Regions from separate parts of the Homo sapiens genome. Here region 1 is linked to region 2. The links are chromatin loops, found by intact Hi-C in ENCODE. Cell type or tissue: thyroid gland. All regions are shown on one strand. Links, peaks and the distances in the headings refer to the core of each region. The heading gives the core; the rest is flanking DNA.

Region 1 (5,371 bases), core at 257-5,256, 59 kb after region 2:
TAACCAGGTCATCCTGTGCAGTTCAGTTCCCCCAAATAAAAGAAACTTGAGCATTCCCATACTTTACTGATTCCCTAAGGAAAAACGGCATTATCTCTTATGACTGCAGTGCTTACCTATGTCAGGGGATATGATGTGACATTTGTGGGTTTGATAATCAAGTGACAACATTTCTAATTTCACACAGTGAGCAGCCTATCATAAACTTGGTAACCTTGGCAAATTTGTAGTTATTTCCCTTTGGTTTTTTTCCATCTTTCAATGGATTCGTTTTCTTTTTAAGTAGAGACAGGGTCTGGCTGTGTCACCCAGAATGCTGCAGTGCAGTGGCACGACCATAGCTCACTGCAGCCTTGAACTCCTGGGTTCAACTGATCCTTCCACCTTAGCCTACCAAGTAGCTAGGACTACAGGTGTGTGCCACCATGTCTGGCTAAGTTTTGTTTGATTTGTTTGCAGACATGGAGGCCTGCTGTGTTGCCCAGGCTGGTTTCAAACACCTGACCTCAGGTGATCCTCCTGCCTCAGCCTCCCAAAGTGCTGGGATCAGAGACTTGAGCCACTGTGGCCAGCCGGAATGTAAATTCCACTGAATTTTTTTGTGTGATTAGCCTTCTTGCCGAAGCCTTGACACTCTTGCAAGCCTTTGCGAGTACATTTCTTCTATTTCAGAAGACTCCTTGCTCTCCAAGACTTTTTTCTACAAGGTGTAACCAGAAGCCAGGAGGCCTGTTGCAAAACCAATCCCATTTGAAAGCAGAGAATGTGAACTCACCTATTGTCATAATGATTATAAAAGAGGCTTTGGCTCACTCCTGTAATCCCAGCACTTTGCAAGGCCAAGGCAGGCAGATCACCTGAGGTCAGGAGTTCAAGACCAGCCTGGCCTACATGGCGAAACCCCATCTCCACTAAAAATACAAAAATTAGCCAGGCATGGTGGTGCACGCCTGTAATCCCAGCCACTCTACTCAGGAGGCTGAGGCAGGAGAATTGCTTGAACCTGGGAGGTGGAGGCTGCAGTGAGCCAAGACGGCACCACTGCACTCCAGCCAGGCGACCGAGCAAGACTCTGTCTGAAAAAAAAAAAAAAATTATGAAAGAGGGTGGGTGCGGTGGCTCATGTCTGGAATCCCAGCGTTTTGAGAGGCAAAGGAGCGAGGATCACTTTAGTTCAGGAGTGCTAGACCAACCTGGGAAACATAGTGAGACCCTGTCTCTACCAAAAATTAAATTATTTGGGCATGATGGCACATGCCTGTAGTCCCAGCTACTTAGGAGGCTGAGGTGGGAGGATCACTTGAGGTTTTAGTCATGGAAGTCTCTTGCCCTGGAGGTCGAGGCTGCAGTAACCCATGATCGTGCCACTGCACTCTAGCCTGGGCAACAAAGCAAGACACTGTCTCAAATTAAAAAAAAAAAAAAAGGCTTAGGGAGTTACTGAAGAATCACCCTGGGCTGTAGTTCACAGGGAGTGTGCATAGGTTAAGGAGAAGACATCTGCATGAGTTTCAGTAAAGAGATACAGTTGCGGTGGCTGGGCAACCTCGTAAACATTCTGGGAAGGAATGCAGAATGCAAAACCCAGCTGAAAAATCTAGAAGAAATCATGTCCCAGTTAAAGAAGATATTCCTCCTGAGTCCTTCAAGCTCTGCTACTTTGTAAGTATAAGAACCAGCCGGGTGTGGTGGCTCATGCTTGTAATCCCAGCACTTTGTGAGGCTGGGGTGGGCGGATCACTTGAGGCCAGGAGTTTGAGACCAGCCTGGCCAACATGGTGAAACCCCATCTCTACTAAAAATACAAAATATTAGCTGGGCATGGTGGTGGGCGCCTGTAGTCCCAGCTATTTGGGAGGCTGAGGCAGAAGAATTGCTTGAACCCAGGAGGCAGAGGTTGCAGTGAGCTGAGATTGTGCCACTGCACTCTAGCCTGGGCGACAGAGTGAGATTCTGTCTCAAGCAAAAAAAAAGTAAAACAACCAATAAAAATATACTCAAAACAGAATGAGATGCAAAGAAAGCTTGCAGAGCTAAGGAAATAGAGGATAAAGCATCACCCTTACAGAATCAAAAAACTGGAAACAGCAAGGAACAGCTAGAAAATGGCTCCATAGTTCTGAAACCACTTGCTACACCAGTGGTTCTAAGTGCAGTCCCAGCACCAGCAGTGTCAGCACCACCTGAGAACTTGTTAGAAATGAAGTGAATTGGTGTGGGGAGTGGAACCGGCAATCTGGCTTAATCAGCCCTCCAGGTGGTCCCGATGCCCACTAAAATTTGAGACTATGTTCTTCTCCCTCTCAGGCTGAAGAGTTGGGCATAGCAATGTTGTTCAGCTCCAGATTCCAGAACTAGACACGTTTCTCCCAGGGAGATTCTTATGAACATTCCTTTTCAAGAACAGAAAGAGGCCAGGCGTGGTGGCTCATGCCTGTAATCCCAGCACTTTGGGAGGCTGAGGCGGGTGGATCACCTGAGGTCAGGAGTTCGAGACCAGCCTGACCAACATAGAGAAACCCCATCTCTACTAAAAATACAAAATTAGCCAGGTGTGGTGGCACATGCCTGTAATCCCAGCTGCTCAGGAGGCTGAGGCAGGAGAATCATTCAAACCTGGGAGGCGGAGGTTGCGGTGAGCCAAGATCATGCCATTGCACTCCAGCCTGGGCAACAAGAGCGAAACTCCATCTCAAAAAAAAAAAAAAGAGAGAGAGAGAGAGAAAAGAAAGAGAAAAAAAGGCCGGGTGCAGTGGCTCATGCCTGAAATCCCAGAACTTTGGGAGGCCAAGTTGGGCAGATCACCTGAGGTCAGGAGTTCGAGACCAGCCTGGCCAACATGGTGAAATACCGTCTCTACTAAAATTACAAAAATTAGCCAGGCATGATGGCAGATGCCTGGTAATCCCAGCTACTCAGGAGGCTGAGGCAGGAGAACAGCTTGAACCCAGGTGGCAGAGGTTGCAGTGAGCTGAGATCATGCCACTGCACTCCAGCCTGGGCAACAAGAGCGAGACTCCGTCTCAAAAAAAAAAAGAACAGAAATAATCAAACCACAGCATCAATTCATTCATTCATTCCACCAACATTTATTAAGCAGCAAGCTCCGAAGCAGACGTTTACCAGTTTTGCACAACTTTGTCATGGACCAACTGGCCTTGTGGCTCAGTGGCATCTGGAGGCAAGAGGGCCAAGTAGACAGGGGTCTCAGCCCCCTCCTCCACAGTCCTGATGCTGTCTTTCCCATCCATGTCTGTCTTCACTGGTCCTGGGCAGCACGCATTCACCAGAATCCTGTCAGCTTTCCTCTTCTCATCCAGACGCCTGGCCAGGATCCTCGATAAGACCGTGACCCCCAACTTGGACACCCCATAAGGTGAGTTGGGCCAGCCTTCCCTCTCATGCACCTCATTTTTTGTGTCCTCCACAAACTTTTTCATGAGATCCACCAGGTCTCCTTCTGTGAGTGTCTCACTGTGGAACCTTTCCTGCAGATCTTCACTGCAGTTTTCAAAAGCCCTTAAACACTGCAAACTACTGATATTCACCACTCTCCCTGAAACAGAATGATAAATATATGAAAGCATATCACAGAGGTACAACCACTGGTTGAATAATATACCAAACATATGATTGAGTCTTGGTGCAGGTTTTTTTTTTTTTTTTTTTTTGAGACAGAGTCTCGCCCTGTTGCCCAGGCTAGAGTGCACTGGTGCCATCTCGGCCCACTGCAAACTCCACCTCCCAGGTTCAAGCAATTCTCCTGCCTCAGCCTCCTGAGTAGCTGGAATTACAGGCGTGAGCCACCATATTCTGGCTAATTTTTGTATTTTTAGTAGAGACAGGGTCTCACCATGTTGGCCAGGCTGGTCTTGAACTCCTGACATCAAGTGATCTTCCTGCCTCAGCTTCCCAAAATGCTGAGATTACAGGTGTGAGCCACCGCACCTGGCCATTGTGTAGGTTTAATTGCTGATTAAAAACAAAAAAGTGGCTGGATGCTGTGGCTTATATCTGTAATCCCAGCACTTTGGGAGGCTGAGAGGAGTGGATCACTTGAACCCAGGAGTTCAAGACCAGCCTGGGCAACGTGGCAAAACTCTGTCTCTACTAACAATAGAAAAATTAGCTGGGTGTGGTGGCGTGTGCCTGTGGTCTCAGCTACTCAGGAAGCTGAGGTAAGAGGATCACCTGAATCCAGGAAGTAGAGATTGCAGTGAGCCATGATCACACCACTACACTCCACTACACTCCAGCCTGGGTGACACGAATGAGACCCTTTCTCAAAAAGTAATAATCAAATTTAAAAAAAGATTAAAAATGTGACTATAGAAGGCATAAAATCTATGCACCCATGGGATTTAATTTTTTTGGCCCTATTCTCCCAAGGGGAAGAACACACCTCCATCAGTGACAGGGGGGGCTCCCTTTCTCAGGGATTCGCTGAGAGATGGGTGAGGTAGTAAATTTGTAGATTCCCCAGGCAGTTTTATTTTTACTTTTACTTAAATTTATTTATTTATTTTTTAAGACGCAGTCTTGCTCTATCACGCAGGCTGGAGTGCAGTGGCACAATCTTGGCTCACTGCAACCTCCGACTTCCGGGTTCAAGCAATTCTCCTGCCTCAGCCTCCCAAGTAGCTGGGACTACAGGTGCCCACCACCACGCCCAGCTAATTTTTGTAATTTTAGTAGAGATGGGGTTTTGCCATGTTGGCCAGGCTGGTATTGAACTCCTGACCTGAAGTGATCTGCCCACCTCGGCCTCCCAAAGTGCTGGAATTACAGGCGTGAGCCACTACACCTGGCCTAAAATTTTTTTATTTTGTTTTGTGAGACAGAGTCTTGTTTTGTTGCCTAGGCTGCAGTGCAGTGGCACAATCTCGGCTCACTGCAACCTCCGCCTCCCAGGATCAAGTGATTCTACTGCTTCAGCCTCCCAAAGTGCTGGAATTACAGGCGTGAGCCACTACACCTGGCCTAAAATTTTTTTATTTTGTTTTGTGAGACAGAGTCTTGTTTTGTTGCCTAGGCTGCAGTGCAGTGGCACAATCTCGGCTCACTGCAACCTCCGCCTCCCAGGATCAAGTGATTCTACTGCTTCAGCCTCCCAAAGTGCTGGAATTACAGGCGTGAGCCACTACACCCGGCCTAAAAATTTTTTATTTTGTTTTGTGAGACAGTCTTGTTTTGTTGCCTAGGCTGCAGTGCAGTGGCACAATCTCGGCTCACTGCAACCTCCGCCTCCCAGGATCAAGTGATTCTACTGCTTCAGCCTCCCAAGTAGCTGGGATGAAGGTGTGTGCCACCATGCCCAGCTAATTTTTGTATTTTTTTAGTAGAGATGAGGTTTCACCATGTTGGCCATACT
Region 2 (5,371 bases), core at 57-5,056:
GCTGAGGCCGGGCATTTGTTCGCCTCTTATCTTTATCTAGGTCTCCCGTGATACAAAGTCAGCACCTTCTCATGCATCCTTTTAAGAGAAGCAGCGTCACCAGTGGATCAGGGCTCGTTTTTCCCCTGACGCTGACCAAGGCCAGGCCCATGTCTGTTCGGTGGTGTCCCTGCAGCTGACTGCGGCCCTTTCCCTGTCCTCAGTGCACACAATCTGCAGGCTGGGTGACAGCATCTACCAGTAAAACAGCAGAGGCACATTCCCCCTAAGGGATATCACCCCACGAAGGATCTGACTCATTACCTGAAAGGATTCAGTTTCTCACATGCTTCCTATCTGCAAAGACCACAAAAAACAATCAGAAAAACCAACCCGGTGGAATGTGTTGGTTCACAGAGCTTGCCAGAGTTGGCCCTCCCGTGTCCAGATCCTGGTTGTGATGCCTCCTAGATGCAGGACCTAGGACCAGTTTAACATCTGTGCACGCCCGTGCTCAGCTAAAAGACAGGGGAAGGAGCCTCGACCTCGTGGAGATGTTGTGAGAATGAAGTGAGAGTCCCCTCAAAAAAAAAAAAAAAAAAAACAAAAAAAACTGTTTGGCTGGGCGTGGTGGCTCATGCCTGTAATCCCAGCACTCGGGGAGGCTGAGGCGGGTGGATCACCTGAGGTCAGGAGTTTGAGACCAGCCTGGACAACATGGTGAAACCCCATCTCTATTAAAAATGCAAAAATTAGCCAGGCATGATGGCAGGTGCCTATAATCCCAGCTACTGGGGAGGCTGAGGCAGGAGAATTGCTTGAAGCCGGGAGGCGGAGTTTGCAGTGAGCCGAGAGGCCGTCACTGCACTCCAGCCTGGGCAACAGAGTGAGACTCTGTCTCAAAAAAAAAAAAGAAAAGAAAAAAAGAAAAAAAAAAAACTCAACCCAGAAGAACAGACCTAATGCTTGGGCCATGCCGCCTGCAATTACTACTAGGTCCACTCTGTTTGCTGTCACAGCCCCAGTGCCTATTTGAGCAAGTGACTCCAGGTTGGCACTCGAAAAACCCCTCGGTTAATTTTTTTGTATTTCCTTCAAAAATATCTACCATCGCGTTATATTAAAAGTACATTTTGTTCTCCTTAAAATTAGTCTGAACTTCCTGTAAAATATTGCAGGAAATAATGCATGGTACCGTCTTCTTAGAAAAAATAAAAATGAAGAGACATAAGTAATGGCTAAGTGTATAGAAGAAGTAGGCAGGGCGATTTAATGGCTGAGGTTATTGATTGGTCTTCTATTAAAGGCTGAGTAAACAAATAGAGCTTGTCTTTGCCTAGCTCTGAAATCATCACAAACACTATAATGCACACATCGTGGTGTCACAGTCCCCCTTTAATTAGAACTGCATATTCCCAAAGTATGTTCCATGGAACACTGGCCACTAGAGATGTTCCACAGAAGAGGGGTTCCACCCTCAAAAAGTATGGGAAACGCTGCCTATGTTGTCTCTTCAATATTCTGAAAACTGGCTACTAGCTTTCTATTAAAGAAATAATTTTTTTTTTTTTTTTGAGGCAGGGTGTTACTCTGTCACCCAGGCTGGAGTGCAGTGGCATGAACACAGCTCACTGCAGCCCTGACCTCCTGGGCTCAATCAATTTTCCTGCCTCAGCCTCTGAGTAGCTGGGACTACACACCCATGCTGCCACACTGGGCTAATTTTTGCATTTTATATGTAGACAGAGTTTCACCATGTTGCCCAGGCTGGTCTTGAACTTTTGGCTTCAAGTGGTCCACCCTGCATGGCCTCTCAGTGCTGGGACTACAGGTGTGAGCCACTGTGCCCAGCCAGCTTTGTTTTTTAAGTCTCATTTTATTCTAAAAAAAATGGATGCATACTAACAATTTAAATGACATCATAGTAGAAACAACAGCAACTATGACAAACCTTTGGTATGAGAGAGCAAAATAAACGGGGTTAAAAACGAAATAACTTCCTACTCAACAAGAGTTACTATGATCATCTCGGTTGTTAAATTCCAATATTAGTGTGCAGTTTACAGTCCAGAACTCTAAACTTTTTTTTTTTTGAGACGGAGTTTCACTCTTGTTGCCCAGGCTGGAGTGCAATGGCACGATCTTGGCTCACTGCAACCTCTGCCTCCCAGGTTCAAGTGATTCTCCTGGCTCAGCCTCCTGAGTATCTGGGATTACAGGCAGCCGCCACCATGCCTGGCTAATTTTTGTATTTTTTTTTTGGTAGATACGGGGTTTCACCATGTTGGCCAAGCTGGTCTTGAACACCTGAGCTCAGGTAACCCCCCGCCTCGGCCTCCCAAAGTGCTGGAATTACAGGCATGAGCCACCATGCCCCACTGGGAACCCTAAACTTTTAATTCAAAACCAACAAACGGGCCAGGCACAGTGGCTGACACCTGTAATCCCAGCACTTTGGGAGGCCAAGGCAGGTGGATCATTTGAGCCCAGGAGTTCAAGATCAGCCTGGCCAACATGGTAAAACCCCGTCTCTACTAAAAATACAAAATTAGCTGGGCATGGTGGTTCGCACCTGTAATCCCAGCTTCTCGTGAGGCTGAGGCAGGAGAATTGCTTGAACCCAGGAGGTGGAGGCTGCAGGGTGCCAAGATTGCACCGCTGCACTCCAGCCTGGGCAACAGAGTGAGACTCCATCTCAAAAAACAAAACAAAAACAAACAAAAAACCAACAAACATTAAAAAAAAAAACCCAACTTCCAAACCCCAAGTATTTCCATCCTTCCTAACTCATCCCAGCTTATGCTCTCTCATGCCTCCTGCAAACGCAGCTCCTTCAAATGACACTGGCATGCTCCACTCCACAACTGAGAGCAGGTGAGTGGCATGGGCCGGGCACCGCAAATCCCAAGCACTCCACAACTTTGGTTCTGCAGCTGCTTGCCAAAAGGACAACCATGGAAAGCCAAGCTGTCACAAGACAGCACCGCTTTGGTACAATCATCTGAAACTGAAGAGGCAGGGCAGTGACAACAGCACCCTGTACTGTAAACTGCAGGTCAGAAACAGCGCTAAAGAGGGGGCAAAAAAAAAGCCTCGAACCAGCACAGATCATGATCACAGTGCCTGAAACCAACCAAAAGAAATGTTGGTGCTGGGTGCAGTGGCTCACGCCTGTAATCCCAGCACTTTGGGAGGCTGAGGCAGGTGGATCACTTGAGGCCAGGAGTTCAAGACCAGCCTGGCCAACATGGTGAAACTCCGTCTCTACTAAAAATACAAAAATTAGCCAGGTGTCATGGTGCATGCCTGTAGTCCCAGCTACTCGGGAGGCTGAGGGAGGAGAATCGCTTGTACCCGGGAGGTGGAGGTTGCAGTGAGCCAAGATTGCGCCACTGCACTCCAGCCTGGGCGACAGAGCGAGACTGTCTCAAAAAAAAAAAAAAAATAGAAATGTCAGCCAAAAGGGGTGGCTCATGCCTGTAATCTCAGTGCTTTGGAAGGCTGAGGCCGGAGGATCGTTTTATCCTTGGAGGTTGAGACTGCAGTGAGCTATAATCCTGCCACTGTACTCCAGCCTGGGTACACAGCAAGACCCTGGAATTCAATGTGATCATGTGGGTCATGCACGTCGCAAGTGCTCAGTAAAGGGTCCATTTGTTTCCTCCACGATAGGGGCCCTAAGAGGGTACGTCTTCCCCTCTTCATATGGTGACGCTGTGGGTAACTCTTTAATGGGACAGGACATCATGGAAACTCTGTACTATGGCCTCCCTTATTAATGAGCTCCAAAAGAAAAGAAATGTCAATAAATATTTTTCAACTCTTTAAGCCAGGGTTTCTGAACGTCCACCCCACTGACATCTGGGACCAGGTAAGTCTTTGTTGTCGGGGCACCTGTGTGCATTGTAAAATGTTCAGCAGCTCCTGGACTCTACCCACTAAATATCAGTAGCACCCTCCCCACCCCCAGTTGTGACAGCCAAAACTGTCTCCAGATATTGTCAAATGTACCCTGAGAGGCAAAATTACTACTACATTGAAAATTACTGATTTAAATGGAAATATCTGGTGAGCTAGTTGTTGCCTTCTTACAAACCATTTAAAACATTCACCTCTCCTCATCTCCTGAGAAGAAGAGTTTAGTGCTTTCCCTGTTCTAATCTTGTTTTCTTAGTACAGCAAAACACAGCTATGTAGCTATTTCATGGGCACTTAAAAAAAAAAAAAAAGGATTTCTGACCAGTCATAGGTTATCTGCAGACCCCAAAGGGTTAGAAAGCCAGGGTGGATAATAAGTTCTAACAGGGGCCAAAAGTTTCATTCCTTATGGTTCACTAAAAAGCACACACCAGGGACAGCCTCCACCTACATGAAACCTGTGAGTCATCCCAGCCTTCACCAGCTCAACCTAACTCACCACTTTGCAATTTCTACCCACGTGCTCATCATGACCCCCCCCACTGCACCCTCCCTTTCTGCTCTCTGCACATTTGTTGGGGTGTTTCACTCAATTCCCAAGCACTTTTTTTCTTTTTTGAGATGGAGTCTTGCTCTGTTGCCCAGGCTAGAGTGCAGTGGTGCGATCTTGGCTCACTGCAACCTCCACCTCCGAGGTTCAAGTGATTCTTCTGCCTCAGTCTTCCAAATAGCTGGGATTACAGGTGCCTGTCACCACACCTGGCTACCCAAGCACTTCTGGGAACAGTTACCAAACCGTCTCAGACTGAAATGGATATAGCAACCAAAAAATCTTGTACAGTCACTTCAATTACTGTGGCTGCAACACACTGGCTCAGAGATTATTGTATAACCTTTCACCTGCATCCACCTTGGAGAGCTGATAACTAATCACTTCTGGGTGCCACACTGCATTTGGTTTTCTGTCACAGCTAAATAGATTCGGTGATTCATGAAGCTTTACTTGGCTCTTGGTTCAATGTCAAGAAATCACAATATTCAGAAAAAAAATCAATGTTAAGCAACTTTAGCAACTGTTCAAATGAACCTTTATTTATCAACTAAGAAAACAAAAACACTCCAACTATTTACACTTCTAGTGTGATTCACACAGATTTAAAAGATCACAGTAAGCTTTAGGGAACTAATGTGTTCATCTGTCCAATGATGGAAAAATCATGTAGGATGTATACTCACATATCTGTCATCAGAACACAAACACAGCAGAACTTCTAGAAAGGGCCTGGGATTAGGAGTCCATTGGCATGGAGTCTGGCAATGTCCTCCAGCTGCCTCCTATGTGACCTGGACCACTCGTTAACTCAACACACACTTACCGAGTCTCACCGTGTACCAGCCACAGGGCCTGGCGCTGGGCTTAAAACCGCAACGAGACAGATTCTGCCTCCTAAGGTAGAAACTGTAAAGGTGGATT

Evidence for each region. A loop is a pair of places that touch in the nucleus more often than their neighbours do. Peaks named below come from ENCODE experiments on the same cell type or tissue, not always from the same donor. Only the 100,000 strongest peaks of a DNase experiment are listed, where the experiment ranks them.
Region 1: a loop joins it to region 2, with 7 times the contacts of the local background. A loop is called at or near these places in 77 of 110 quality-filtered maps.

Annotation. Positions count from the first base shown.
Region 1 is chr21:36,144,261-36,149,631 of GRCh38, reverse strand. CBR3 (carbonyl reductase 3) reads right to left here. Exons shown (of 3, transcript NM_001236.4): 3 at 3,070-3,556. The coding sequence ends at 3,120. CBR3-AS1 (CBR3 antisense RNA 1) reads left to right here. Exons shown (of 3, transcript NR_038893.1): 2 at 3,277-3,376. Among named protein-coding and RNA genes, the nearest start is that of CBR3-AS1, 9.4 kb to the left of the region's middle. In thyroid gland, for the core only: no CTCF peak of the experiment used is centred there; no DNase peak of the experiment used is centred there.
Region 2 is chr21:36,202,712-36,208,082 of GRCh38, reverse strand. All of the region lies in intron 4 of DOP1B (DOP1 leucine zipper like protein B), which reads right to left. Among named protein-coding and RNA genes, the nearest start is that of DOP1B, 49 kb to the right of the region's middle. In thyroid gland, for the core only: no CTCF peak of the experiment used is centred there; DNase peaks (open chromatin) are centred at 90, 2,892 and 4,412; H3K27ac peaks cover 2,154 bases.